2 separate regions of the Homo sapiens genome follow, and region 2 is linked to region 1. A link is an interaction called in ENCODE POLR2A ChIA-PET data of the cell type or tissue named here. Cell type or tissue: GM12878. All regions are shown on one strand. Links, peaks and the distances in the headings refer to the core of each region. The heading gives the core; the rest is flanking DNA. Region 1 overlaps SMIM14 (small integral membrane protein 14). Region 2 overlaps N4BP2 (NEDD4 binding protein 2).

The links. Peaks named below come from ENCODE experiments on the same cell type or tissue, not always from the same donor. Only the 100,000 strongest peaks of a DNase experiment are listed, where the experiment ranks them.
Region 2: POLR2A ChIA-PET joins it to region 1 with 7 read pairs; 1 of 35 experiments calls an interaction of 5 or more read pairs at or near these places.

What each region holds. Positions count from the first base shown.
Region 1 is chr4:39,627,361-39,630,279 of GRCh38, forward strand. All of the region lies in intron 1 of SMIM14 (small integral membrane protein 14), which reads right to left. Among named protein-coding and RNA genes, the nearest start is that of SMIM14, 10 kb to the right of the region's middle. In GM12878, for the core only: no CTCF peak of the experiment used is centred there; no DNase peak of the experiment used is centred there; H3K4me3 peaks cover 321 bases; H3K27ac peaks cover 468 bases.
Region 2 is chr4:40,120,462-40,123,380 of GRCh38, forward strand. N4BP2 (NEDD4 binding protein 2) reads left to right here. Exons shown (of 18, transcript NM_018177.6): 9 at 1-1,848; 10 at 2,666-2,751. Among named protein-coding and RNA genes, the nearest start is that of N4BP2, 65 kb to the left of the region's middle. In GM12878, for the core only: no CTCF peak of the experiment used is centred there; a DNase peak (open chromatin) is centred at 1,210.

The DNA.
Region 1 (2,919 bases), core at 122-2,621:
TAGGATCACTTTAGACAACACTTGCCAAAACATCATGGGACAGCAGAAAGAACATCCTTAGACAAAAAACTTAAGGCAGTACTGAGAAATATTAATAGATAAATCACTTAGCCTTGTTGTGACTTCAGTTTATCTATAAAACAAGAGTGATAATTGAAACTATTCATTTTAAACAGTTGCGCAAAGATCAAGTGAGAATTTGTAACAGTACTTAATAAACTGAAAAAGTTTTAAAACTTGGGGTCAGTTGAAGACCAAAGTATCTTTAACCCTTAGCCCAAGTTCTCTGTATAGTGCTCTGGAGTGTGTGTGTTCCACTGGGGCCAAAGTTATCACTCATCTGCATAAAAGGGAAAGAAAAGAAAGAAGTCTTCTGTTCTTAATCTTGGTCTCTCACCTACTAATGTCCTGTCCTTTCCTGGCCGCAGTTTACTCTTGTACAATCCTAAGAATTCTCTCTGTGCCTGGTCAAGGTCCAGGGGTAAAACTGATCATAAAGAGTCAAACAAAGGAAAGCTTTTCAATTAAATCATCTTTGTTTGTATTCAATATCATAACCATAAGTTTCATAATTTGAAAACGTTTTCTAAAATTTCCACCCAAGAGGGCACATGTCATCAGGACCTCCTGTGTCATGGAGAGAAAATTTTTTAATCCTAAAAAAAAGGCTAGGCGTGGGGGCTCACGCCTATAATCCCAGCACTTTGCGGGGCCAAGGCAGGAGGACTACGAGGTCAGGAATTCAAGACCAGCCTGGCCAACATGGTGAAACGCCGCCTCGACTAAAAATACAAAAATTAGCCAGGTGTGGCGGCACATGCCTGTACACCCAGCTACTCTGGAGGCTGAGGCAGGAGAACTGCTTGAACCTGGGAGGCAGACGTTGCAGTGAGCCAACACCAAGCCATTGCACTCCAGCCAGGGCAACAGAGTGAGACTCCATCACAAAAAAAAAAAAAAGAAAAAAAATTCTACCCAAGAATATTTACTAGTCATATTCTAAATTTTAACATTTTAAAATCAGGAAAATGTGACCAGGCGCGGTGGCTCACGCCTGTAATCCCAGCACTTTGGGAGGCTGAGACGGGCAGATCACGAGGTCAGGAAATCAAGACCAGCCGGGCCAACATGGTGAAACCCCGTCTCTACTAAAAATATTTTTAAAAAAATTAGCCGGGCATAGTGGCACACGCGTAGTCCCAAGTCAGCAACTTGGGAGGCTGAGGCAGGAGAATCGCTTGAACCTGGTAGGAGGAGGTTGCAGTGAGACGAGATCACACTACTGCACTCCAGCCTGGGTGACAAGGCGAGACTCCGTCTCAAACAAACAAACAAACAAAAACTCAGGAAAATGTTTTTCTTTTTTTTTTTTTTTCTTTTTTCTTTTTTTGAGCCGGAGTCTCCCTCTGTCACCCAGGCTGGAGTGCAGCAGCACATTCTCAGCTCACTGCAACCTCCACCTCCTGGGTCCAAGTGATTCTCCTGCCTCACCCTCCCAAGTATCTGGGATTACAGGTGCGTGCCATCACACCCAGCTAGTTTTTATATGGTTAGTAGAGACGGAGTTTTGCCATGTTGGACAGGCTGGTCTCGAACTCCTTACTTCAGATGATCCACCTGCCTCAGCCTCTCAAAGTGCTGGGATTACAGGCGTGAGCCACTGTGCCCGACCAGGAAAATGTTTTCCATAAATCAGAAACAGAAAAATTTAACAGAAAATATAAAAATTCCAGGCCAGGCCTGTAATCCCAGCACTTTGGGAGGCCAAGCTGGGTGGATCACCTGAGGTCAGGAGTTCGAGACCAGCCCGGCTAACATGGTGGAAACCCATATCTACTAAAAATACAAAAATCAGCTGGGCGTGGTAGTGCACATCTGTAATCCCAGCTACTTGGGAGGCTGAGGCAGGAGAATCGCTTGAACCCAGGAAGCAGAGGTTGCAGCAAGCCGAGATCGTGCCACTGCACTCCAGCCTGGGTGACAAAGCAAGACTCTGTCTCAAAAAAAAAAAAAAAAAAGATACATATATATATATATTCCATACTATGTTGATCCCACATAATAGTGCATACAAGTAACTTATAAATGATTTTTTTTTTTTTTGGAGACAGGGTCTCTATTGCCCAGGCTGTAGTGCAGTGGTGTAATCATGGCTCACTGCATCCTTGACCTCCTGAGCTCAAGCCATCTTCCCACCTCAACCCCCCAAGCAGCTAGGACTACAGGTGTGTGCCACCACAATGGCTTCGCTTATAAATGTTAAGCAAGCAGTAGGTTTTTGTTTTGAGATAGGGTCTCTGTTGCCCAGGCTGGAGTGCAGTGGCGTGATCACAGCTCCCTGCAGCCTCAGCCTCCCCAGCTCAAGCAATCCTCCCACCTCAGGCTCCGGAGCAGCTGAGCCCACAGGTGCATGCCATCACACTCAGCCAATTTTTTTACTTTTTTGTAGAGAGAGGGGGTCTCGATGTGTTGCCCAGGTAGGTCTTGAACTCCTGGGCTCAGGTGATCTCCCCACCTCAGCCTTCCAAATTGCTGGGATTACAGGCATGAGCCACCATACCTGGCCAGAAAGCAGTTTTTAACAGCTGTATTACAAAATACTGGTGTGTTCTAAACTTGAGAGGTATATTACAAGCAATGGTACCAGTTTGTTAAAGATGAATGTTATCTAAATAAATTACAACAGAATCAAGACTTTTCCTTAATATTTCATTCACATGCTTGTCTATATGATTTCTCTGAGCAGAAAGAAGCAGAGTGCTGAGCGCAGTGGCTCACACCTGTAAAACCAATTCTGACAGGCTGAGGCAGAAGAATTGCTTGAGCCTAGGAGTTTGAGACCAGCCTGCCAAGGTGGTGAAACCGTCTCTACAAAAAACTTTAATAATTAGCCAGGCATGCTAGCATGTGCCTTCTTAT
Region 2 (2,919 bases), core at 101-2,600, 490 kb after region 1:
TATCAAATTTTGTTGGTGACTGGCCAGTTGATAAGACTATTGGTCAGAGGACAAAAAGGAACAGAAAAACTGAAAAAACTTCATCCGTACAAAGCGACAAAAAGTATAATTACCCTCAGTCACACAAATTAGTTAACAGTGTATCTGTGAATACAGATTGTGTCCAGCAACGAGGATCTCCACATGAAAGTGTAGAGGATGGCAGAAAGTCACAGTGTGATGATGCTTCAGAGCCACTCAATAGCTATAAATATGATGCTTATAAAAATATTGACAAAAACTCATTCAACATTATGGGTGACTGGCCTTCATCTGATTCTTTAGCTCAGAGGGAACACAGATCAAGAATGCCAAAGACTGGTTTAAGTGAGCCCAACCTAGAAATTGGAACAAATGACAAAATGAATGAAATATCCTTATCTACAGCACATGAGGCCTGTTGGGGCACAAGCTCTCAAAAACTAAAGACATTGGGTAGCTCCAATCTAGGAAGTTCTGAAATGCTGCTCAGTGAAATGACCTGTGAGAGTCAGACTTGTCTAAGTAAAAAGAGTCATGGGCAACACACATCGTTGCCTCTTACTTTTACCAATAGTGCACCAACTGTTTCTGGAGTAGTAGAACCACAAACGTTAGCTGAATGTCAAGAGCAAATGCCTAAGAGAGACCCTGGAAAAGAAGTAGGCATGTGCACCCAGACTGAACCACAGGATTTTGCTCTTTTATGGAAAATAGAAAAGAATAAAATTAGCATTTCAGATTCTATCAAAGTATTAACAGGAAGATTAGATGGATTTAAGCCGAAAGTTTTCAATATTAACACAAAATCAGACGTTCAAGAAGCAATTCCATATAGAGTAATGTATGATAAAAGCACGTTTGTTGAAGAAAGTGAGCTTACCAGTGCAGATGAATCTGAAAATCTTAACATTCTTTGTAAACTGTTTGGATCCTTTTCATTAGAAGCCCTGAAAGACTTATATGAGAGGTGCAATAAAGATATTATTTGGGCCACAAGCCTTTTGTTGGATTCTGAAACTAAGTTATGTGAGGATACAGAGTTTGAGAATTTCCAAAAATCGTGTGATGGATCACAAATTGGGCCTTTTTCTCTGGGGTTGAATTTGAAAGAAATTATTAGCCAAAGAGGAACTTTAGAGAATTCTAATTCTCCTGTGCCAGAGTTTAGCCATGGGATTGGTATTAGTAACGCTGACTCACAGTCTACTTGTGATGCAGAAAGAGGAAACTCAGAGCAGGCGGAAATGAGAGCTGTCACTCCTGAAAACCATGAATCGATGACAAGTATATTTCCCAGTGCTGCTGTGGGTCTAAAGAATAATAATGACATACTTCCTAACAGCCAGGAAGAACTTTTATATAGCAGTAAGCAGTCCTTTCCAGGTATTCTAAAAGCTACTACTCCTAAAGATATGAGTGAAACAGAAAAAAACCTAGTAGTCACAGAGACTGGAGACAACATACATTCTCCTTCACATTTCTCTGATATTTTTAACTTTGTATCTAGTACTTCAAATCTTGAATTAAATGAAGAAATTTATTTTACTGATTCTCTTGAAATAAAGAGAAATGAAAATTTTCCAAAGGATTATGTGAAATTTTCAGATGAAGAAGAATTTATGAATGAAGATGAGAAGGAAATGAAGGAAATTCTAATGGCAGGAAGTAGTTTATCAGCTGGAGTTAGTGGGGAAGATAAAACCGAGATATTGAATCCCACTCCAGCGATGGCCAAATCTCTGACCATAGACTGTCTGGAATTGGCATTACCCCCTGAACTGGCTTTTCAACTTAATGAATTATTTGGTCCTGTTGGTATTGATTCAGGTAAGGAAAAAGTAAATGACCATGTGTGTGTCTTTGTGTGACTAGACTACAGAGGGTTCTATTTTGTATTTTTTTTTTTTCTGAGATGGAGTCTCGCTCTGTTGCCCAGGCTGGAGTGCAGTGCCTCAATCTTGGCTCACTGCAACCTCTGCCTCCCAGGTTCAAGTGATTCTCCTGCCTCAGCCTCCAGAGTAGCTGGGATTATAGGCATGTGCCACCGTACCTGGCTAGAGAGTTCTATTTTGATTGTAAAATTATATTCTATGTTAACTGAAATGCAAAAGTAATTTTATGTTGCCTAACTTCACATAGTGCCTTATTTTTGACACATTTCTGGAGGACTTTAAAAAATACAATAGGAAGAAATAGAGAATATTTATATGGAGTTTGTATTTATCCCATACATAGTTTGAACGTTTTCTCTGGTATTTACTTCACACTTAATTGTACGGATGAACCTTTTAAAATCCTTTGGTGCTACTCCAGATACATTTAAGACAAGATTAATTTTTTAGAACATATTTATTGAAAAGTCTTGACTAATAGAAATGAATAAAGTAAACATATTTAGACTCATGGAAAGGAATAACTTAGATTTACTGTGAAGCTTTGTATAACTGCAGTAGTCAAGAAGTGTGAAGACAGTAACATAGCATATAACATAAATAGAAATACTCTAAGATTTAGTAAATAGAAGCATAAGTTAGGAATTAATAGTACAAGTTAGTTTTGTGATGCATAAGGTGGTTTAGTATGTTTTCTGCAAATATATAATGAGTAATGATTACATTTTCTTCCCTCCCCCTTCCCCCACAAGGGTCTCTAACAGTTGAAGATTGTGTGGTTCATATAGATCTGAATCTGGCGAAAGTGATTCATGAGAAATGGAAAGAATCTGTAATGGTTGGTAGGCTTCTTTTTATAAAGAGCTCCTTTTTTGTCCATTTTGAACCTTTGAATTTCAGTGAAATCTACCACATAATATTAAGGAGTTCTATTGAATTTTGGCTTTGAGATGGAAGAGTTCTATTGAATTTTGACTTTGAGAGAGAATGAACTTGTACCATTTAA